Linked DNA regions of Homo sapiens: all the other regions are linked to region 2. Evidence: chromatin loops called from intact Hi-C (ENCODE). Cell type or tissue: natural killer cell. All regions are shown on one strand.

Region 1 (8,000 bases), 98 kb after region 2:
TCAGAAAACTCCACTTCAGTCATGGTTACAAAAGGCTCTGAGGCTCTTCAGGTTCACCACTGAAGGTTCTCTATTTCCCTTCAGCCACCCACAACCTGCCTACCCTGAAGCGTCTCACTGACTGACTCTAAGAGGGGGCCGCATACACTGCTCCTGAACACACAAGCAAAGGGGTGTTAGATGCTCGAAGGAGAAAGCCTATGGAAATAACAAAATCATTTGGCAGAGAAAAAGAGATCTATATATGACAAATTTGCTATAATTTGGGGCTTTTATTCTTATAAGTGAAGATATAACATGTCTTGTGCGCAAATTATATGGAAAGATGAAAAAGCTGTGAATACACAAAAATATATCCAGATAGAGATCTATTATAAATGAAAAATAGCATTTGGTCCTATTAAGTGGTTTATCATAAATTGTCTTTTCATAGAGAAGATTTAAAGTGTGGTTAAATGTCTAAAATGTCAACTGACACATATGCATGTATCTTTTTTTTCCCCAAAAACAAAGTTGTCATGCACGGCTGCACGCTTGTTATGGAAGAAAATTTTGCAAAATAAAATCATGTGTTGTCCTTACCCAGGACTCCCAGTGTTCAAACGCCACTCTGAGCGGGGCAGTGAGCTTGCAACTGATTCCCATGACTTCTCTGAATCTCATTTCGGGACCACTTTTTAAATGTTCACTCTCTCATTTTTACATGAGGACAGTACACTAAAGGGGCTCTAAATAAATACTATCTACCTTGGCATAAGAAAAATATACTGCAAACTTTTGTCCCAAGGTTTCATACCTACAGGGCCTTTGCAAGACAGCATCAAAAGGATTTAGGATCTGACTCCCAATTGAGTGAGGCCAACGACTTTATTTATATCTTCATGATATAATATTCCATGGGCTTCTTTTTTTTTTTAAGACAAAGTCTCTCTCTGTTAGCCAGGCTGGAGTGCAGTGGCACCATCTTAGCTCACTGCAACCTCTGCCTCCCGGGTTCAACCAATTCTCCTGCCTCAGCCTCCTGAGTAGCTGGGACTACAGGTGCGTGCCACCACGCCCAGCTAGTTTTTGTATTTTTAGTAGAGACGGGGTTTCGCCATGTTGGCCAGGCTGGTCTCGAACTCCTGACCTCAAGTGATCTAACTGTCTCAGCCTCCCAAAGTGCTGGGATTACAGGCGTGAGCCACTATGCCCGGCTAGTATTCCATGGACTTCTGAAACTAGTGATTTCTTATATTCACGTTTTAAAACTGTTTGTCTTAAACCAAAAACTTTGGACACTGAGTTTGTCAAAGATACTTAGAATCGAATAAGTAGGTTTTGAATATACAAAAATATATCCAGATATAGAGGTATTATAAATGGAAAGATAGTATTTGGTTCTATTAAGTGGTTTATCATAAATTATCTTTTCATAGAAAAGACTTAAATTGTGGACAGGCCAGGTTACCAAGAGAGCTGATTAGGTCCCATCTGTTCAGTGCCACCTTCAGATCCACAGGGTGGCTGAAGTCAGAGCCAATATAAATATAAAACAGAGGGAAAAAAAAAAAAAACTTGACTGGCTTCTAGTTAACAATGTTTTAACAACTGCTTTTTTCCTGAACAAATTAAAAAAAAAAAAAGTTCAGGTATTGTAGGTCAAGATGCTCTGGGAGGTTGATCGCAAAACACCACAGCTGGTCTTTACACAAATAGAACAAGACTTTTCCACCTAGAAAGGGGTCTAGGTAATACTTGGGGAAAGTATACATTTCCCCTAAGGATGCTGCTATTGCTTAAAACACTTGGAGAACTTCTCCTTCATAATTTCCTTTCAGAGCCTTAAGCACATTCTTTAGAATATTCTCAGTGGTGATGTACCTTTATAATTTAAATTTTTATTTCATTTAGGGGATGGGTGGGAAGATTTTAAAGGAAATGATGGGGAGATTTAAGTAGCCAACAATCTTTTGAAGGAAAACCCAATGAATAAAGTTGGTCAGTAAAAAAGGTTAGTGCTTTTTCACATCCATCTTATTCACCAAAAAGAACAGTTTTCAAATGGGAAAAGAAAGGCAGCTATCATTAAGAAGGCACTAAAATTTAAGACAGATTTTTTAATAATTGCTAATTTAAATGAGAAGAATTGCATCCCATGTGCCTCCCTGCAAAAGACAATGAAAACAAAAATGTTTCAGATGTAATCAGAGAACCATAGTCAGTGACATTTTAAAAATCAGGGAGAAAGACTAAGGATAGATCAAAGCCCCTAAGACTAAGATATAATCCTAAGACTAAGGATATTTCAGAGAGAAGGAACAGATTGGGAGAGGAAAAAATGGAATCCAGAAATTTCATGTTGTTTCTAGAAAAATTCTATGATAGGGTGTTAAAATATGACTCCAAATTATAGAATGCTAGATATAATTGAGTTCATAGTTTTCCAGATTTTTTTTTTAAATGGTGGGTAAAACAGACAAATTGACTTGCCTGAAGTGATAAAACTAAGCATCACAGGGAAATCCAAATAATCACCCAAGTTTACATCCTGATGCCTTCTTACAACACTTAAAAAATAAAATAATGATCACTAGAAAGAAGTGGGTTCAGAAAGAGACCAACAGAATCCACAAAGTCACAGCAAAGTCATCTTTAATAAGTGATTAAATAGGGAAACACCATAGAGTCAGTGTATCAGCATTCTAGCAAAGCATTTCATTCAGCATTGGGTGATATCCTTGCAGACAAGATGGGAAAATGCCACCAGGTGCTAGTAACAGCCAGGAGGATTTAGAATAGTTGGGTGGTTTAACAGTCATAGCAAACTTGTGGGTAGAGGCCACCTTCTGTGTGCAGCAAGGCTCTCATTGAAACATCTGTATTATGACTTTGGGGTAGAGATGGCAAGTATGTTTATCAAATCTATGTTATAATACTAAAAGAAAATTTGAAAAATTGACGTAGAATTCAACCACCACCATTATAAATTGTATATATACGCATATATATACACATACACATATGTAAACACATATATGTATAGATACATATACACACTCATATATGTATATGTGTATATAGGATGGAGGAAGCTGGCTTATAATGGTTCACATTAAAACAAATTTAAAAATAAACAACAGCAAATAATTCTTACTTGACCACAAATTCAATAGAAGCCACCAGGGCAGTATGGATACCAAAAAAAGCAAACAGTCTTAATCCGTATGAACAGATAGTGTCATTGTCCCCCCCACACTTTGGTGTAGGGGCTTCAGTGACTCCATCCAGAGGATTATGTTTCATTCCCAGCCCTAGGTTTCATGAAGAACCTCCACAAACTAAGTCAGCCCAGACAAGGGTGACCAGAACAATGAAAGCCAGAAACTTGAGAAGGGGAGAATCTGATATGCTTAGCTTGAGAAGAGAAAGCCTAGATGTTATAGGATGGTTGGTTGTCTTCAAATATTTGGAACAAGTCATGAGAAAGGGAGGGAAGGCATGTTGTATGTAAAAGGAAAGAACTCTGGCTGCATAATAGAAGAAGCCAGATTCATCTTCACATCAAGAACTTTCTTACCAGCCTTCCTGGCCAGCAAAAGGATGGATGGCTGCCTCGCCATGTGTGGTCAACAATGGGTGCTTCAGCACCACAAGGGCTCGAGGGAAGTTGGGTGACTATCGGTCAGGGAACCCCTGGGAGACATTCCTGCAGCTGGAATTAGAGGATAGATCAGATGCTTTCCAAGAGCCTTTTCCAAAGTTAGAGTTGGGTTTTGTTTCCAAGAGTTGTGACCATGAGGTTTTGAGAATGATTTTCTCTCACAGCTCATCTAGCATCTCTTTGGGTCATTTTCAAAATAGGCTAATCTTCTTCTTAAGATTTTTATTCATGAAATTCTCTTCCACAAATTAGAACTAACATCCTTTCCCATTTCCACAATGCCTCCTCCACTAATCCCATTAGCCTCTTTCTAGGATATAGAGATAACTGTAAACTTGGCCAGAGAGCCAGCTTCAGGTGTTATCTTCCTATATTTGTCTCCTTCCTGTTATTGTCTGTTTGTGGCTCTTTTAGATTCTGAATCTCCTTAATAAGCTGCTGGGTCTAAAATTGGCCCTTTGCCCAGAGTGGGGTTTCCCCAGCCTAGAGGTATGAAAAGACACTTCACACTCTGTGGCACGGGGGAAGTCCCAAGGCCCCCACAGAGCTAAACTATTTTATTTTAAATATTAAATAGAAAAGGAGCTTGATTAGTGGGTGTAGAAAAGAGGGGAATTTTCAGTTGTGAAATAGTGACTAGATTTTCAGTTGTGAAACAGTGACTATTTTAACAATAAAAGATCATGTCTCATCCTTGACTCACACATATACATCTGTTTGATCAATTTGCTCTTTTACCAACTCTCCAATATTCTACTAGCACCATCAGAATAAGCTGTTCAGCCTGTGCAACACAGAGAGACCTCATCTCCACAAAAACAAAAACAAAAACAAAAAACAACAAAAAAAAATTCGCCAGGTATGGTGGTGTGTGCCTGTAATCCCAGACACTCAGGAGGCTGAGGTGGGAGGATGGCTTGAGCCCAGGAGGTTGAGGGTGCAGTGAGCTATGATCGTGCCACTGCACTCCAGCCAGGGCTACATAGCGAGACTCCATCGTTAAAAAAAATAAAATTAAACAAATAAATAAATAAATAAATAAATAAGTAAAAGAAGCTGATCCAGAGGTACCAGAGTTACAACTAGATAACACGTTATCATCTGAACCAAACAGAAAATTTATGTTTACTTTTTGAAAATATTGAGAAAATCTCATTTGTAGTCAATGTCCAAGTGTTTCCCACATACCAAAGGCCTTAGACAAAGTTTTGTATAACTTTCATCCATTAACAACTCACTGGAAAATGCCAGCGAATTTGGGAGTAAATTCATTCACCTTCTATGGGTTAAAAATGGGACTCCTCAAGTCATCTGGACCCTTTAAAAAAATCTTCATAGCCTCCTTTAACAGACCAGTGGAGGAGAAAAAGCTGGGAGAGAGTCTATGTCTACTCAAGGCTATCACTACTGAGTCCAAGTGCATGGTAAAGATGAAAGAGAAACAGCTTGCATGGGTCTACTCATCCTATTAACCCACTGGGACAAAGATCTAGAGGCAGGTCACAGTGCTTAAAGACTAACAAAGGAAAGTTAAAGGAATTGGCAATGAGGAGATGGAGGAAGCAGGAGGTGGAAGACGTTCACTCTAAGCATCTGGATCCATAACTGGGCACTGAACTTTAAATTCCAAGCAAGGAGAAAGGAATGGGGTCCATACAGGTTAACCCTCAAAGGGCCCATAGCTTCCTCTTTGCTGTCCCATCCCCAGATTTGGAGCACGTGTGTAAATTGAGCCTACTGATATAACAATCTTGTCTGTCAGGGACCTCTCTGGTTCTTCCTATGTTATACCAGCAAGAAGGGATGGAGGGTTCTTTGAGGATGATCCACTGAGATGCTAATCCACAAAATAATAACCCCAGGAGATGGGTTAACAAAGAACAGAAGGTGTGAATCATCAATAAAAGTAAAAATTTATATTTAGTATACATTAAGAAGTATACCCCAAAACTAGTTTTTTTTAAGCTGCCAAGATTATTCCTGCCTGAGAACATCTGCCAGGAAAGTTCTACTCAGATCTTACCGTGGCCAACTCCTTGTTGCCCTTCAGGTTCCACTCAAGTGCTACAATCACAGAGAGGATTTCTTTGGTGTTCCAGACTAAAGCAGCCACCCAGTGGCTACTCTACTGTCCAGTTTATCGTTGTGTCACTCTTATTTTCCTCTCAGTACTTAGGGCTTTTTGCAAGATAATTATCTTCTTCCCTTGTTTCTTTTCTATTGTCTGCCCCTCCTTCTGGAATATGAACTCCATGCAGACAGGAATCTTGCTTGTCTTTTCACTGCTATATTCCTCACCCATAGGTACCATGGAATGCATGGAATGAGTGTTTAATACACATTTGTTGAATGAATGAATGACCAAATCAATGCTGGTAAGTTCTCAGTTCCTAATAATTCAGAACTAAGCAATTTTCTGGTTTTTAATTGAATATCTAACAGATTTTCTTGCGGGGAGAACTTCATTCCCCAATAATACCAGACAAATGGAGCATGTAAATAGGAAACCATATTGTCATTGAGATTTAAGCAATTTTACAAACAAAATTTCTTTCTAAGCACACGCTATTAGAGAAGACAGACTATGAATCACAATTGTAAAATAAAACTATCTATCACTTACTGTTTCTGACCCCTATACCACTACTCATCTTTCTCCTGACACCTAGGAAGCTGTTGTATGCAAAGGCCACCTCTTTATTTCACTGAGCATCTTTTTCACTTAGCTTCATTGTGTGAAATTATTTCTCTTTTATTCCTGCCCCAGAAATCTAAACAGAGTCCCAATCTTATATCCAGGAACAGCAGAAGACTGGTGCGATATAAAAGTATTACTCTCACTGGTGGCTGGCAAGATGGCCGAATAGGAACAGTTCTGGTCTGCAGCTTCCAGCGAGATCAACACAGAAGGTGAGTGATTTCTGCATTTCCAACTGAGGTACCCAGCTCATCTCATTGGGACTGGTTAGACAGTGAGTGCAGCCCACAGAGGGCAAGCCAAAGCAGGGTGGAATTTTGCCTTACCTAGGAAGTGCAAGGGGTTTGGGAACTCCCTCCCCTAGCCAAGGGAAGCTGTGAGGGACTGTGTCATGAGGAATGGTAGTCTGGCCCACATACTATGCTTTTCCCATGGTCTTTGCAACCTGTAGACCAGGAGATTCCCTCAGGTGCCTACACCACCAGGGCCCTGGGTTGCAAGCACAAAGCTGGGCAGCAGTTTGGGCAGACACCGAGCTAGCTGCAGGAGTTTTTTTTTTTTCATACTCCAGTGGCACCTGGAACACCAGTGAGACAGATCCGTTCATTCCCCTGGAAAGGGGGCTGAAGCCAGGGAGCCAAGTGGTCTAGTTCCGTGGATCCCACCTCCACAGAGCCCAGCAAGCTAAGATCCATTGGCTTGAAATTCTCACTGCCAGTACAGCAGTCTGAAGTTAACCTGGGATGCTCCAGCTTGGAGGGGGTAGGGTCATTCGCCATTACTGAGGGTTGAATAGGTGGTTTTCTCCCATAGTGTAAACAAAGCCCCTGGGAAGTTTGAACTGGGCGGAGCCCACCGCAGCTCAGCAAACCACTGTAGCCAGACTGCCTCTCTAGATTCCTCCTCTCTGGGCAGGGCATCTCTGAAAGAAAGGCAGCAGCCCCAGTCAGGAGCTTATAGATAAAACTCCCATCTCCCTGGGACAGAGCACCTACGGGAAGGGGTGGCTGTCGGTGCAGCTTCAGCAGACTTAAACGTTCCTGCCTGCTGGCTCTGAAGAGAGCAGTCAATCTCTCAGCACAGAGCTCCAGCTCTGCTAAGAGACAGAGTACCTCCTCAAGTGGATCCCTGACCCCCATGCCTCCTGACTGGGAGATACCTCCTAGCAGGGGTCAACAGACACCTCATACAGGAGAGCTCTGGCTGGCATCCGGCAGGTGCCCCTCTGGGACGAAGATTCCAGAGGAAGGAACAGGCAGCAATCTTTGCTGTTCTGCAGCCTCCGCTGGTAATACCCAGGCAAACAGGGTCTGGAGTGGACCTCCAGCAAACTCCAGCAAACCTGCAGGGAAGGGGTCTGACTATTAGAAGGAAAACCAACAAACAGAAAGGAATAGCATCAACATCAACAAAAAGGATGTCCACACAAATGCCCCATCTGAAGGTCACCAACATCAAAGACCAAAGGTAGACAAACCCACGAAGATCAGGAAAAACCAGCGCAAAAAGGCTGAAAATTTCAAAAACCAGAATGCCTCTTCTCCTCCAAAGGATCACAACTCCTTGCCAGCAAGGGAACAAAACTGGACTGAGAATGAGTTTGACGAACCGACAGAAGTAAGCTTCAGAAGGTGGGTAATAACAAACTCCTCCGAGCTA
Region 2 (8,000 bases):
TTTCTGTTTGTTAGTTTTCCTTCTAACAGACAGGACCCTCAGCTGCAGGTCTGTTGGAGTTTGCTAGAGGTCCACTCCAGACGCTGTTTGCCTGGGTAACAGCAGCGGTGGCTGCAGAACAGCGGATTTTCATGAACCATGAATGCTGCTGTCTGATCGTTCCTCTGGAAGTTTTGTCTCAGAGGAGTACCCGGTTGTGTGAGGTGTCAGTCTGCCCCTACTGGGGGGTGCCTCCCAGTTAGGCTGCTCGGGGGTCAGGGGTCAGGGACCCACTTGAGGAGGCAGTCTGCCCGTTCTCAGATCTCCAGCTGCGTGCTGGGAGAACCACTGCTCTCTTCAAAGCTGTCAGACAGGGACATTTAAGTCTGCAGAGGTTACTGCTGTCTTTTTGTTTGTCTGTGCCCTGCCCCCAGAGGTGGAGCCTACAGAGGCAGGCAGGCCTCCTTGAGCTGTGGTGGGCTCCACCCAGTTCGAGCTTCCCAGCTGCTTTGTTTACCTAAGCAAGCCTGGGCAATGGTGGGCGCCCCTCCCCCAGCCTCGCTGCCGCCTTGCAGTTTGATCTCAGACTGCTGTGCTAGCAATCCGCGAGATTCCGTGGGCGTAGGACCCTCTGAGCCAGGTGCGGGATATAATCTCCTGGTGCACCATTTTTTAAGCCCATCAGAAAAGTGCAGTATTAGGGCGGAAGTGACCCGATTTTCCAGGTGCCGTCTGTCATCCCTTTCTTTGACTAGGAAAGGGAACTCCCTGACCCCTTGCGCCTCGTGAGTGAGGCAATGCCTCGTCCTGCTTCGGCTCACACATGGTGCGCTGCACCCACTGTCCTGCGCCCACTGTCTGGCACTCCCCAGTGAGATGAACCTGGTACCTCAGATGGAAACACAGAAATCACCCGTCTTCTGCGTCGCTCATGCTGGGAGCTGTAGACCGGAGCTGTTCCTATTTGGCCATCTTGGCTAAATCTCCAAGTATGAATTTTTATATGTTCCTTTGACTTTCCATATGTTGTGTGCTATGCAAAAATAAAGTATCTCAGATGGAAATGCAGAAATCACCCATCTTCTGCGTCACTCACGCTGGGAGCCGTAGACCAGAGCTGTTCCTGTTCGACCATCTTGGCTCCTCCCTCAGTTTTTCACTCTTGTAAATAATTCTATGGTGGAGGTCTATGTGGCTGAAGCTGTCCAGCCAAGCTCCTCACACCCTCTCAGGCCCTCCTCCAAATCCTTTGCCATGCTGCAACTGGCAGGCCCACGACCTTGGAACATGGGGTTCCTTTGTCTGAGTCCCCTCCTCTTGCTCCAGTCACCAGCTAACTCATGCTGTCTCTCAGGTCTCAGATGAAATGCAGCTTCCTCTAGGGAGTCCAGGCCTTTCCACTGTTTGTGCTTCTAGACCCTACTTTGTTCCTTCATTGCATTTAACATAATTATGATGAATTAATTGGCCATGTAATTACTTATCTAATGATGATGTTCCCTACTAGACTATTAGCTTCATGAGGGCAGTGTCTTTGACTCCATTTTTCACTATGCTATCCCCAGAACCTAGCCAGAGCACTTCGTAAGAGTTCCTAAAATCTTTTCCATAAGGTTTTCAATTTACTTTGTCTTGATCCATCAGAGGAATCACTATATATGGCAGCTATAGCCTTATGAAATAGATTTCTTAACTAATAAGGCTTGAGAGTCAAAATTTTTCCTTGATCCATGGGCTGCAGAATGGATGCTGTATTATCACAGATGAAAACAACATTCATCTCCTTGGACTTTTCCATCATAGCTGTTGGGTGACCAGGTGCATTGTCAATGAGCAGTAATATTTTGAAAGGAATCTTTATTTCTGAGCAGTAGGACTCAATAGTGGGCTTCAAATAGTCAGTAAACCATGCTGTAAACAGATGTGTCGTCATCCAGGTTTTGTTGTTCCATTTATAGAGCACAGGCAGAGTAGATTTAGTATAATTCTTAACAGTCCTAAAATTTTCGGAATGGTAAATAAGCTTTGCTTCAACTTAAAGTCACCAGCTACATTAGCCCCTAACAGGAGAGTCAACTTGTCCTTTGAAGCTTTGAAGCTAGGCATTGACTTATCCTTTGTAGCCATAACAGTCCTACTTGTCATCCTCTTCCAATCTAAGGCTATTTTGTGTACATTGAAAAGATGTTGGTAAGTGAAGCCACTTTTATTAATGATCTCAGCTAGCTCTTCTGGATAACTTCCTGCAGCTTCTATATCAGCACTTGTTGCTTCACCTTGCACATTTATGTTATGGAGGTGGCTTCTTTCCTTAAAACCTCATGAACCAACCTCTGCTGGCTTCCAACTCTTCTTCTGCAGCTTTCTTACCTCTCTCAGCCTTTGCAGAATTAAAGAGAGTTAGGACATTGCTCTGGATTAGGCTTTGGTTTAAGGAAATGTTGGGGCTGGTCTGATCTTCTATCCAGAGCATTAAAACTTTGTCCATATCAGCGATAAGGATGTCTTGCTTTCTTATCACTGAAATGTTCACTAGAGAAGAACTTTTAATTTCCTCCAAGAACTTTTCATTTGCATTGGTGACCTGGCTAACTGGCACAAGAGGCCTAGCTTTTTGTTTATCTTGGTTTTCAACATGCCTTCCTCACTAAGCTTAATCATTTCTAGCTTTTGATTTCAAGTGAGAGACACACATTTCCTTTCACTTCAACACTCAGAGGCTATTATATGGCTAGTAATTAGCCAAATTTCAATATTTTTGTGTTTCAGGAAATAGGGAGGCCCAAAGAGAGAAAGATAGGTAGGAAAACTGCCAGTCAGTGGAGCAGTCAGAACACGCACCATATTTATCGATTAAGTTCACCATTTTATATGGGCATGATTTGCAGTGATCCAAAGCACTTATAATAGTAACATAGTGATATAAAAGATCACTGATCACAGATCACCATAACATATAATAATAATAATGAAAAGTTTGAAGTGTTGTGAGAATTACCAAAATGTGACACAGAGACATGAAGTGAGCTCATGTAGTTGGAAAAAAATGATGCCAGTAGGCTTGCTTGTTGCAGGGTTGCCACAAATCTCCAATTTGTTAAAAAACACAATATCTATAAAGCACAGTAAGGCAAAGTGCAATAAAACAGGGTATGCCTGCATGTGAATCAGAGGTAGAAGATACTTGGCCGGTTGCAGTAGCTCACGCCTGTAATCCCAGCACTTTGGGAGGCCAAGGTGGGCAGATCACTTGAGGACAGGAGTTGCAGACCAGCCTGGAAAATGTGGTGAAACTTTGTCTCTACTAAAAATACAAAACTTAGCCAGGCATGGGTGGTGCAAACCTGTAATCCAAGCTACTCGGGAGACTGAGGTAGAATCACTCGAACCCAGAAGGTGGAGGTTGCAATAAGCCGAGATCGCACCAGTGCACTCCAGCCTGGGCAACACAGCGATACTGTCTCAAAAAACCCTAAAAAGCAAAACCAAAAACAAACAAAAAATAAGAGATGAAGATTCTATTTCCAAGGTTGCCGCAAACTTTGTGATCTTGGGCACAGAGAAGCTGTGAATTCTAAAGTCCCTTTGAATTCTAAATTCTGCAACTCTGTGCATTGGGCAGTGGACAGAATGTGAACTTTGACATCAGAAAAACCTACTTTCAAAAATGTGCCTCACTGCTTTCTAGCTGATGGGTCTTATAGTTAAACTTTCTGATTTTAATTTCCTCATCAATAAAATTGGGCTAATAATATCTTCCTTGCTGTATTAGTATGAGAATTAATGCTAACACGTTGGACAATTCTTGGCATCAATTAAGGACAGCACTGGTGGTTCCCATGCTGGCCCTGCTGGTGGCCCAGCAGCAACTTCCTTCCATTGCCCATGTAAGCCAGTCTCACTATAGGAAATCTACACACACATTCACCACCAAGTAATGCCTCAGACACCCTCACACTCTTGAACTTTCCTATGACTATGATACATGCTTTTCAATCTATCTTAAGGTGACCTTCACTTGCACGGAAAGTCTGAAAATGTACAGTCAGAGTTGCGTAACTGTGAGGTTGGCCTATAAAGGAAGGAGCTTTTCTCTTCTTCCTTTAATTTTTTTTTTTTCATTCACTTGAGGCATTCCCCTTGTGGGCGTGTGATCTCCCCAATGGCAGCAATAGCTCAGGCAGCCACAACCACAGCCCTCAGCCCGCTGCAAGTGAGAGCGCAGAGCACCTGGCCTCCTACAGCCCGGAGCTCCAGCAGTTCCATCTGCTGGCCGCCAGAGCAAAGGCTCAAGGACCTCTAGGCTTGCCCTGAACAATGCACAGGGGGCAGCTGTCACTCCCTGGAGCAAACTTACTCTGGGGGAACCTCTGGTCAAATTCCAACAGTTGAGAATTCCAGAGATGCCAGGAGAGCCGAAGCAGTCAAATGACCCTCCACTCATCAGCACACACACTTATCTGTGGTCCAGGTAGGAAAGTGAAATGTTATCATCTGAGTGCACATCATGACACAGGAACCAGAAGACCATTTCAGAAATAGATTGATTCAGTCTTGTTACTCTGTGCATATACATATAAAACAAGAGCCACAGAAACAGGCTGCTTTCTGCCTGGTAGTCTTTAACTCTGGTCACACTTTAACATCACCAGGAAAGAAAAATAGGCAAAAAGACATGGTCAAATCTTACAATAGCCAACCCTTACATCAAGTTTACCCTGTGTCAGGCACTATGTAAGTACTTAGACTGCAAAACCCCAAAGAGTAGCTAATGACACTATCCTCATGTTACACATGAGAAATGGGAGTACTGAAGGGTTAAATAACTTGCTCAAGATCACATAGCTCATGAGGGGCAAAGACAGAGTTTGAATCCACCTAACAGTCTGATTTCAGACATCAAGCTCTAAACCACTGTGTTTCACAAAAGAAAAATTACAAAGAACTGAAAAACATATGAAAAGATGCTTAACCTCACCAGGGACCAAGAGAAGGCGTGGCAAAAAAAGACATGCTCAAATACTTGTAGAGTGTACATCAGCCCTTTTAGAAAGGTGATTTGTGAGTGTCTACCAAATGTAAACTATGAATTCGCCCTGGTCCAGGATTCCACTTCCAGTAATCTATGCTGCTGGAATACTCAAAAGCTTTGTGTACAAGGATGCCCACAGATGGCAATATCTTTGCAAAACCCTCTAGCCATCTCTGTATGTGACTCATGGTAAAGTACCTGGCTCTTCTTAGGTGCTCCAGAACTGCTTGCAAGAATATGCAACCAATAAATATTTATTTATCTAAATAATGATGTGTTGTCCAAGTACTTCAGTAATGCTACTAACAATTCAATAGTGAAAGTGTGATCACACCAAGCTTGGCAAAACTAAAAGGAACCACAAAAAGGCTCTTCTGTTCCAGGCTCTGTGGGGGAGGAAGATGGCCCCACTTGCTGCATTATCTGGGTCCCCCACTGGGGGGTCTGATGGAGTGCAGCCAATGGATGACACCAGCAGATGAGAGGGTAGGAGTGAGAGATGGAGTGTTCAGTCTCTGAAGCCCTTGAGTGTGCCATCTTTATTTGCCAAGACCCTAAGTCATTTGGTCTCATACTTTCATCCAGTGTACATCTGTGGAGGACCTATGGGGGTTACAAGCATGAGGAAGTCAGTCCCTTCCACCTGTCAGCTCAGGGGAGCAGCTATTCCATGGGCCCATGCAGGACCTTTTCTTTCAAATTCAGTGGGGGCTTTGCTCTTTCCTAAGTGACAATGAATTCAGATGGCAACACTTGGTTAACTTAGTTTTTGTTCAGGTGTCTGTCTCAGATAAATCTAAACCCAGTTAAAACCTCTCTATCTCTAGAAATCTCTTAAGAACTTCATCTCACAGGGCAAGTGCAGTGAGTTCAAAGAGGCTAAGGGGGAGTGAAGTGGAAGCAAACCTGCTTCTCCTTGAGTGTCCCCACCTCAGGGAAGGATACTTCCAACCATCTGGTCCCAAAACTGGAGCCCCAGAATCTCTCACTTTACCTCTCTAAACCTCTCTCTGGTCTATCCCCTCCCATGCATCTTCATTTCTACCACCTTGGTCCAGGCTCTTACCTTTTCTTGTTTGCAGTGGTCATAAGGAGTGGACTGTGACCTCATCTCTGCATTCCAGTCTGGCACAGTGTCTGGCATAAAGTGGGCCCTCGGAAAAGGTTGGTTGCATGAATCAAAGCCTGTCACTGTAGCCTCCCACCTTCCTTCCTTCCCCAGTCTATTGCCCACCGGACATGGTGAGATCTTTCTAAATCAGAGATATAGTTACATCATTACTTAAAGTCCTTCAATGTTTCCACCATGGCTTTTAGCCAGGGCTTGCCAACCTTTGTCTATAAAGAAACAAATAGTAGATATTTCAGGCTTTGTGGGCCCTACAGTTAGTTTCTATTGCAACTACTCAACTCTGTTGTTATTGTGTGAAAGCAGCCGTAGATGGTATATAATCAATGAGCTCAGCTGTGTTCCAATAAAACTTGATTCACAAAAACAGGCAGCAGGCTGAATTGGCCCAAGGGCCACAGTTTGCCACTCCTGCTCTAACAAGTATGTCCAAGCCTGTTGATGTGGCATCACAACCTGGATTCAGCCAGCCTGAGTCCTGACACTCCTATTTCACACTTTGCTCACCATCAATGCCACTTTTCTTCCAACCCTTCCCATGTGCTGTGTATTTTCAGGTATCTGTGACTTTACATTTGCTGTTCTCTTCTAGAATCCCTTCCGTCATCTATATGCCTATGAAACATTTATCTTACAAAGCCCCTTGCTTTGAAGGCTTCCCAACTACTCCCCCACTCCTGCTCCCAGAGACTAACCTCACCCTCTTTTTGTTGCCTTTGCACCTGCTTCCATTATTAGAGTTCCACCTAACTCAATCTTGTCATTACTTGTTGACATGTCTGTATCCAATTATGGAAGGGACAGGCCTGTTACAGAGCTGCTTAGGAAATGTCTGCTGATTGAGTTGAGATCAAGGTGCCCAGTTCTTGCCTGTTGCCCAAACATAACTATTTAGTGCCCCTTTTCACTCTCAGAAGCAACCCTATGGAAATGATAAATTATGTAGTTGCCCTACCTTTCTGCACTTTTGTATGGGTGGCTACCTGCTTAGCCTATGTGTGGGATCACAAGAGAAGGGTTCAGGATCTCCCTTCCCAGTGTTTACTCCCTTTCCTGTGTCAGCCAGCAGATAGGTGTCCCTGGTCTCCCCAGGCCCAGCACAGAACAGCTGCAGGCCAGGGCAGAGAGGTTGCCAATGCAGGTCCAGTTTTCTGTCTCCACTCAGCCCAATGAGATAGAGTCAATCAAGACACTGAGCACAGTAAGACTTGCAAGGAGGGTACAATCCCATGGTGACCAGTTAACTCTGCCCTATTCTATGACCACAGGATAACTCTAACTAAAGCCAGGGCAGGGGGGAGAAAGCAACGGGACGCCATGATCAGTGCGGGAAATCCTCAAAGCCCAGGCCCAAAGAGGGTCGGGCCACTTGTGGGGCCTTTATGCACAGAGAGAAAGTATCTCATTAGAGTGACCGTCCCTCTTCAACAGTAATAAGAGTAGCTCCTGGAAAAGGTGCTCAGGAGAAAGAAAGAGAAACACCAAATGACTTTTTCCCCCTACGCCTCCTCCACTTGTTTGACAAGCAGCCTGGTTGCCCTAGCCTCTTTCCTGAACTTCCTCTCTCCACCCCCGCATTTCAGACATGTCCATCTCTGTTCCCTGGGCCCCTCACAGGAATACGAAATTGTTACCCAGAAGTGGGGCTGTATAAGAAGCCCTTGCTTCTTTGAAAGCAGTCCCAAATCCGGGAGTGGTTCCCATAACTCTTGCAGCTCAGAAGTCAGAGCAAAAGGCAACTGAATGCATTTGCCAAAAAAGTCTCTTTCTGCATGTGAATCCCGAGTGCTATCTATATGGCAATCTTCACAAAACCGCCCTCCTGAAAGGTCAGCCTTATTATTTTCAAGAGAATTGAGC
Region 3 (8,000 bases), 170 kb after region 2:
TTCCAAGCAGAAGATTCTACAATTTAAGAGGTGTTTGCCATTTGCAGAGTAAGTTAAGGTCAGAGATTAACAGAGTGTCTGTCTAGTACTCATGAGAATATGTCCGGCCAACTTAATGGAAAAAGAGCAAGAGTATGGCAGTCTGGAAACAAACCCATCCCCCTGCTGCAGCCCTTATCTGTCAGACCCTGTTCAAATCTAAATCAAAATTGCATGTCAGCAAACACAAGGGTATCTAACCATGAAATGTCTTCTTTACTTGCTTGGTTTCTGTGATCATATTTGAGTGATAATTAGAAAATAATAATTAAATGCTTACCAAGTGAAGCCTTTTCAGAATGATACTGAAAATTGACCAGAATATCATTTGTCCTTCAATCAGTTTTCACCCTTGGCTTTGTCTGTTGAGTCAGTTAATTGGAGAACCACACTAAGGCCAAGGTTGGCTCAATCCCCATGTAAATGAGTTTCATAATGACAGTCTGTTCTTAAGGGGCTTAAATAAAAGGGTACACAGGATACACAATGCCTTGCCTTCTCCTAGAAAACTCAGACCTGGGTCCCACCTGTAGCAAATCTCACATTTTTGCACAGAAAGTCAGATCTAAAGCACATAAGTTTTCCTTGTGAAAATGCTTAAACACTCCCAAGATACAAGTCTTATGCTTGAATAATGAGACTATCCCCTCTGCCATGGGCTGAGTTGTGTCCCCTCAAAGTTCATATGTTGAAGTCCTCATCGTTAGTACCTCAGAATGTGATTATGTTTGGAGACAGATGTGGTTAAGTTAAAATGGGCCATTAGGGTGGGCCCTAATTCAGTATTGATCCAATACTGATACAATTCTGGTGTCCTTATAAAAGACAAAATTTGAACACACAGAGAGACACAAGGGATGCAAGCACACAGAGGAAAGATCATGTGAGGACACAGCAAGAAGGTGGCCATCTGCAAGCAAAGGAGAAAGGCCCAGGAGCTGACACCTGGATCATGGACTTCCAGCATCCAAAACTGTGAGAAACCAGACTTCTGTTATTTAAACCACCTAGTTTGTGGTATTTTGTTATGGTAGCCCAGCAATCTTGTTAAGGTGATTATACAAACCCCACAAAAAATTGTTACCTCTCCAAGTCCCCAGCTATGCCAATTGAATGCTCTGACCACTACATAGCACTTTCTGATTTGACTTTGCTCTTTGGGTCTAGAGACAATGGATTAAGAGCCTTAAATTTTGTAGTCCCTGACACCACCATTTTGTAACTCCTCCCCTATAGCCACACATCCATTCTTCTTGGAGGATGATCTATTGAGAATATAGCACTTTCCAGAAATGATAATTTAAAGTTCATCTGTGTGTCACATGGTGAGTAGGACAAACCAAACTCTACGCCAAGCAAGGATTATGCTACCTACAACGTAGGAGCTTCATTTGACTTCTTATAAAGGTTTCTCCCCCAATGAAATCATTGATTATTTCAAGAAAAAAAAGCAAATACCAAGTACCTGGCATATATCAGAGAAATATATCATTTTGAGATCAAGAATCTAAATTTTCTCTTTGGAAACTGTAGGAGAGGACAGAGACCACATCTTGCCCATCCTTGCAGTCTCAACTCTCGTGCTCTATGACTAGCATAGAGCTTTGCATGTAGAAGGTAACTTTTTTATTTGAATGTAGTGGATAAAGGAAAATGACAACTCTAAGAGAGTCTGGAAGGAGGATGGTGTCTGTTACAAATATGGATACAACAGCTATTTCAATCAAGCTGCGTGGCAGCACACCCACAGTGACATTCTGGAAGTAGAATCCAAATGCTTTTTTTGAACGTGGTATCTTGTGATTCTTCTTGGATAAGTATCCTATTATCAGGTTACGCCTGATCAAATTTACTCATGCAGCCTAGGTTTGTATATAACATTGTCTCTTCTCAACACTGAAGTCAAAGTAATGCTTTTTAACATATGGAATATAGTGTCACATCTTCACGCAAAACTCTGCAATTGCTCCCCATATCACTCAGGGTAAAGGCTTCCAGAACCCCCATGTTCTTCTTCCTCCTGTGTTCTACTTCTCACCCACTGGTTCACTCTCTCCAGCCTCCCTGGCCTCCTTGTTTGTCCTCAAACAAGACTGGCACATTCCCACCTTAGGGTCTTTGCACTCACCCTTCCCTCTTTCTGGGAACATTCCTCTCCAGATATCTGCTTGGCTAACTCCCTAACCTCCTTCAAGTCCTTTTCTAAATGTCACTGTCTCAGTGTGGCCCATCCTGAGTACACACTGGCATCTTCCTCCCTCATGCCAATTCAATCCCTAATTCCACCTTACCATGCTTTACTTTTCCTTTTTTTCACAGCACTTGTCATCTTCTAACATATTAAATCATCTACTGATTTATTATGTGTGTTGATTATTGCCTGTCTTCTCTCCACATAGAACAGAAGTCCACAGACTGGTACTGGTCAGTGGCCTGTTAGGAACAAGGCTACACAGCAGGAGGTGAGTGGCAGACAAGCAAGCGTTACTGCCTGAGCTCTGCCTCCTGTCAAATCAGCAGCAGCGTTAGATTCTCACAGGAGCATGAACCCTATTGTGAACTGTGCATGTGAGAGATCTAGGTTGCACGCTCCTTAGGAGAATCTGATGCCTGATGATCTGAAGGTGGAACAGTTTCATCCCAAAACCACCATCCCCAGCCCCCATCTGTGGAAAAATTGTCTTCCACAAAACCGGTCCCTCGTGCCAAAAATGTCGGGGACCGCTGACATAGAATGTACGCTCCATGAAGGCAAAGATGTTTGTTTTCTTCACTGATGTACCCCCATGCACCGAGAATGGTGGCTAGCACATAGTAGGTGCTTCATAGATATTTTTGAATGAACTAATAATATCTTATAGGAACTAGATGTTTATCTTCCCTAGGTTAAAATGACGAAGCTCAAGTTTACCCAACAGTGATTAAAAGCACACTAACATCTCTCATGGCCTTATTGCTATGCTGTGTAGAAATCTAGATGCAATGACAGATTTCTAGGACTAGTAACTCCAATATTTTATCAGAACACTTTATAATAAATAAATGCATCTCATGTTGTGGGCAGTGACCCCAAGATTATCAATGCCACCAGTGTAGTCACACTGGTGAAAAGTTTAGCCAAATGGTCGGGCATGTTGGCTCATGCCTGTAATCCCAGCACTTTGGGAGGCTGAAGCAGGTGGATCACTTGAGGTCAGGAGTTCGGGACCAGCCTGGCCAACATGGTGAAACCCTGTCTCTACTAAAAATACAAAAATTAGCCAGGTGTGGTGGTGCATGCCTGTAATCCCATCTACTTGGGAGGCTGAGGCAGGAGAATCACTTGAACCTGGGGGAGCGGAGGTGGCAGTGAGCTGAGATTGCGCCACTGCACTCCAGCCTCAGCAACAGAGCAAGACTCTGTCTCAAAAAACAAAACAAAACAAAACGAAAAAACACTTAGCCAAATAGATTGCTTAGTATCATAAAGTAAAAACAAATATGGAGTCGACCTTTTCCAAGTTTTGACTGTTCAAGGGATAGTCTGGGGTGACCTTAGCTATGACAAAAAAGAAAACCAGAACTTTTAGGGGCTTTTGAGATCCTGAAAGATCAAATGAGGAAATAGCTTTTTAACACACAGGACAGGAAACTTGTTGACTACCAGGCTATTTGGGGACAGACTTTCGGTAGAGATAACACCCAGATTTTCCTGGCTGCATCACTTCCTGGTTAATCTCATGGCATCTAATTCTTTGACCAGATTGTTCTTGCCAAGGCAAGGCTGAGACTTTAGACAACTCCCTTTGTCCTAGGGAAGAAGCAATTCCAACTGCAGCAATTCTTTTATGCCTTTATTCTCTGGGGAAGTGTAGAGACTGGTTCTCTCAGAAAAACCAACTAACCAACCAACTAAAAACAACAACAACAACAAAACCCATCCCTTAGGGGTATCTGATGATGTAAAGGTCATTGTTGCATTTTTCCCCCCAAACTCAAGCCATAGGGGAGTCAGGTATGGCAGAGCAAGAGAAACAAACCATTCAGTGGTACTAGGCCACAGCTGGTAGTTTATTATTACTTCACTGTCAAAGACACCCTTACATTGTCGATGAAGTATGTCATTCACCCTCAGAATATGCATAAGGAGAGAACGTTGCAAGCATTTGGCAAACAGAAAATTCCTCCCTTCTTCCTTCTCTCCCTCTGCCCCTTCCCTTCCTCCTTTCTTAAGAAGTCCTCACTAAGAGGTTGCTATTCCAGGCAGAGATACACAAACACCAGGTCTCTGACCTACAGAAGCTCCCCCTCTAGCAGATACAAATAACTCTATGACAGGGCAACAGATGCCAGGAAAGAGATGGGTGCAGAGTGCCTGGGAAGCACAGAGGACAAGAACATGAATTCTACCCAAGGAAGGCGCATCGACAAGTGCTTCCCATAGGAGGTGCTGTTTGAACTGTGTTTTAAAGTTAGGAGGCAGAGTTTGCCAGGCAGAAAAGAAATCAAAGCCACTTGATTTAAGTGGCTTATGCAGAAAGAAACCATTGAAATTGAGCTTTCTGTAGAGTGAGTCCATGGAGGATTGAAACAACTGGTCAACAAGGAAAGAAGTCAGCCAGAATGATTATTTGACCTTGGACAGATCAAAAAGGAAAATTGTTGGACTGACTTTTTTTTTTTTTTGCATATGTTGACAGATGGAGTCAAGTAGAATGGAAAAGTGATTTGGATAATGCAGTCAAACTCCAAATGATTCTTTTGGTCCTACCAACAGAACAATCAAGTTGTGAGATCTGTCTCCTGCCTTGTGTTTCCTATATGACATGTCTTCAGGAAGACAGTGGCCAGAGGATGGGCTCCAGGAACATGAGGTCTTCGGGTCTAGACACCAGTTGCTGAGTCCAGGAATGTTAGGGGTACCAGAACCTCATCACTTTCTCTATGAAACATATTCCAAGACCCAGGAGGAAGGGACCCTGAGTACATGAATTGTTTCTCCAAATAGGCAGAGAGCTCAAGAGAGAAGAGGTTGTCATTTAGTCTGATTATTTAGGGGATCATAGCAATTGAAAGGCAGAAATGACCTCAAATGCCATTCTAATCTGAGTTTTCATTTTACTCAGAGGAACCTGAGTCCCAGACACTTGCATGAGGTCCCATGAAGTCAGTGACAGAGATGAGACTAGAACAAAGTTATTTTCAGTTCTGAGGCACAGCTCTATTCAAGAAACTTCGCTTTACATTCTACCTCATGACTTTACTGCTATTCCTTTTTTTTTTTTTTTTTTTTTTTTGAGACAGAGTCTAGCTCTGTCACCCAGGCGCTGCAGTGCAGTGACACGATCTTGGCTCACTGCAACCTCCATCTCCTGGGTTCAAGTGCTTCTCCTGCCTCAGCCTCCTGAGTAGCTGGGATTACAGGTGTCCACCACTGTGCCCGGCAAATTTTTGTATTTTTAGTAGAGATGGGGTTTTGCCGTGTTGGCCAGGTTGGTCTCAAACTCCTGACCTCAGGTGATCCACCTGCCTTGGCCTCCCAAAATGCTGGGATTACAGGCGTGAGACACCGCACCCGGCCTGATATTCCATTTTCATGAGGAAAAGGAAGCAAGTGGGAATGAATTAAGATGAAACACCAGTATGTAGAGATGATATTCCAGTGAAGTCAGGATTTAAGGTGAAAACTCTGCCTGGTCAGGTTGATTCTTGGCAATATCTCAACTAGACACCATGCTGGAGACCAGCAGGGGCCCCCTCTCTGAGACAAATGCAACCAGCTTTCCTATCCAGTGTTGGGAAAATGCACTGCTTCTTTAGTTGAGCACAAAGTATTTGGCTTATACCTAGGGGCTGTGCTGGATAAAAAACACATATCTCATAAAATCACACCCAGGGTGGGTTGACTTCAGCTCTTGCAGGATTGAAAGCAGCAACCTCAGTTCCTCTGACCACACAGGAACCACAGTGCCCTCCTGCCCCTCTAGACAGTTCCACATTTTGCCTCAGTCAAATTTCACCTTTGCAAGATTTCCTGCAGAACCTCCCTAGAGTCAGTCTTTCCCCTCTCTGTGGCCTCATTACCCATAGTTTTAGATTCTGTTTCTAGTACTTCATCAAAGTATTTTAAAATATTTCCACATAATCAGAGCACTTAGAGTCATGTATATTTCCTTCTTTTTTGTCAAATATAGATCTTTATATTTTACAGCTTTATTGAGGTATAATTGACCAAAAAACTGTATAAATTTAAGCTGTGCATGTGACGTTTTGATGTACGTTGTGAAACAGTCACCACAATCAAGCTAATTAACACATCCGTCACTTCACATAGTCATCCTTGTGTGTGTTTGTGGAGAACACTTAAGATCGGTTCACTTAGCAAATTTCAAGTCTATAATACAGCGTTATTAACTATAGTCACCCTGCTGTACATTTGATCTTCAGAACTTTTCAGAGTCCTTTGTATTTCTAAAGCAGCCTTTGAATTTGGGAACGGAATAGAAACAGCATTGGACAGTAGTCAGAAGACTTGGATTCGAATGTGTATGGTTAGGGCCCAGATAAGAAACAGATGACATATTCAATGGAAACTAGTAAGTAAAAAGGGACTATGTAGCAAGGCATGAGCCAGGTTCAGCAGGCTGGAGTTAGCAACAACGGAAGCCTGGTCACTCCTGGGGTGAAAGGAACCACAGGATGGAGCTGCGGCTTTGGGTCGAAAAATGCAACCGCTACTGAATCACATCCCAGAAGGGAAGCTGTTGATGGAGTAAATACCCCAGCCTTGCCCTCTACTCATCCTCCAATCTCTTGCCTTTGCCTCCCACCCAGAAGGCTAGAGAACCTGATCCATGTAGTTTACAGAGCTGGCTGGCAAAGGGAGCCAGGCCAATAAAGATGATCCAGCACAGGCTGCAGCTGAATCACTTCAGACAAACCTCTCCACTCTCTGATCCTCAGGATTTGTATTAGTAAAAACAAGTGGGTTGATCATCAGGAAGTGTCTCTGCTGCCTTCCTGCCTAACGTCCAATGACGCTATGACTGTAGGTAAAATAATGCACACATATTGATTTTTTAGATTTCCAGGGGCAGATATTCTCAATAAACCAGGACATAACTGCTGCTGTTAAAATGCTTCTTGAAACAGAATATGTGGAAATAGAAAGTCATGTCTTTATAACATAATTCAATGCTTAATACATTTCTGAGAAAAACAAGCTAGTCATTATTCTTTACTTTAAAAAAAAGTTACTTTTTTCAGCCTTGTTTATGCAACATCCCAATGTATGTCTTGAAAAATTATTCAATTCTTTTTTTTTTTTTTTTTTTTTTTGATGGAGTCTCGCTCTGTCGCCAGGCTGGAGTGCAGTAGCACAATCTCGGCTCACTGCAAGCTCCACCTCCCGGGTTCAAGCAATTCTCCTGCCTCAGCCTCCTGAGTAGCTGGGACTACAGGGGCACACCACCACACCCAGTTAATTTTTGTAGTTTTAGTAGAGATTGGGTTTCACCATGTTGCCCAGGATGAGCTCAATCTCTTGACCACATGATCTGCCCACCTCAGCCTCCCATAGTGCTGGGATTACAGGCGTGAACCACCTTGCCTAGCCTATTCAATTCTTTTTTATGCCTAGGCCTTTGTTTAGACCCTTGGTCTCGAAATGACCTAGTCATCTTATCTAACCTATGTGGGGCTTCTTTTAATCATTTGTAATTTGAAAAAAGACAAAAGTCACCTGTCAAAGCATTCTTTGGTGCTGTGTGGGTCGGGAGGCACCCATTTCCAAATTCAGTAAGCAGGAACCCTCAAAGGTGGTGGAACTCTAAGAGGAATCTTAAGAAACCTTGGTGTCTCCCAACCAAGGGTCCCTCATTAGTAGCCTAGCTCTGGAAAGATGGGGACTGACCATCACAATTTTTCAGGTTTGTTTCTCTCTTACAACCAGTCTTCACAGAGCATGTTCTAGGCACCAGGAA

The links. Peaks named below come from ENCODE experiments on the same cell type or tissue, not always from the same donor. Only the 100,000 strongest peaks of a DNase experiment are listed, where the experiment ranks them.
Region 1: a loop joins it to region 2, with 8 times the contacts of the local background. A loop is called at or near these places in 7 of 110 quality-filtered maps.
Region 3: a loop joins it to region 2, with 7 times the contacts of the local background. A loop is called at or near these places in 2 of 110 quality-filtered maps.

What each region holds. Positions count from the first base shown.
Region 1 is chr10:62,775,519-62,783,518 of GRCh38, forward strand. No RefSeq gene overlaps it. Among named protein-coding and RNA genes, the nearest start is that of ADO, 25 kb to the right of the region's middle. In natural killer cell, no CTCF peak of the experiment used is centred here; a DNase peak (open chromatin) is centred at 4,123.
Region 2 is chr10:62,677,402-62,685,401 of GRCh38, forward strand. No RefSeq gene overlaps it. Among named protein-coding and RNA genes, the nearest start is that of ADO, 120 kb to the right of the region's middle. RefSeq lists enhancers at 1-421, 422-921, 3,984-4,163. In natural killer cell, a CTCF peak has its summit at 4,254 (motif pointing left); a DNase peak (open chromatin) is centred at 4,120; H3K27ac peaks cover 1,115 bases.
Region 3 is chr10:62,847,185-62,855,184 of GRCh38, forward strand. No RefSeq gene overlaps it. Among named protein-coding and RNA genes, the nearest start is that of EGR2, 35 kb to the left of the region's middle. In natural killer cell, a CTCF peak has its summit at 4,600; DNase peaks (open chromatin) are centred at 4,457, 5,987, 6,367 and 6,707; H3K27ac peaks cover 1,539 bases.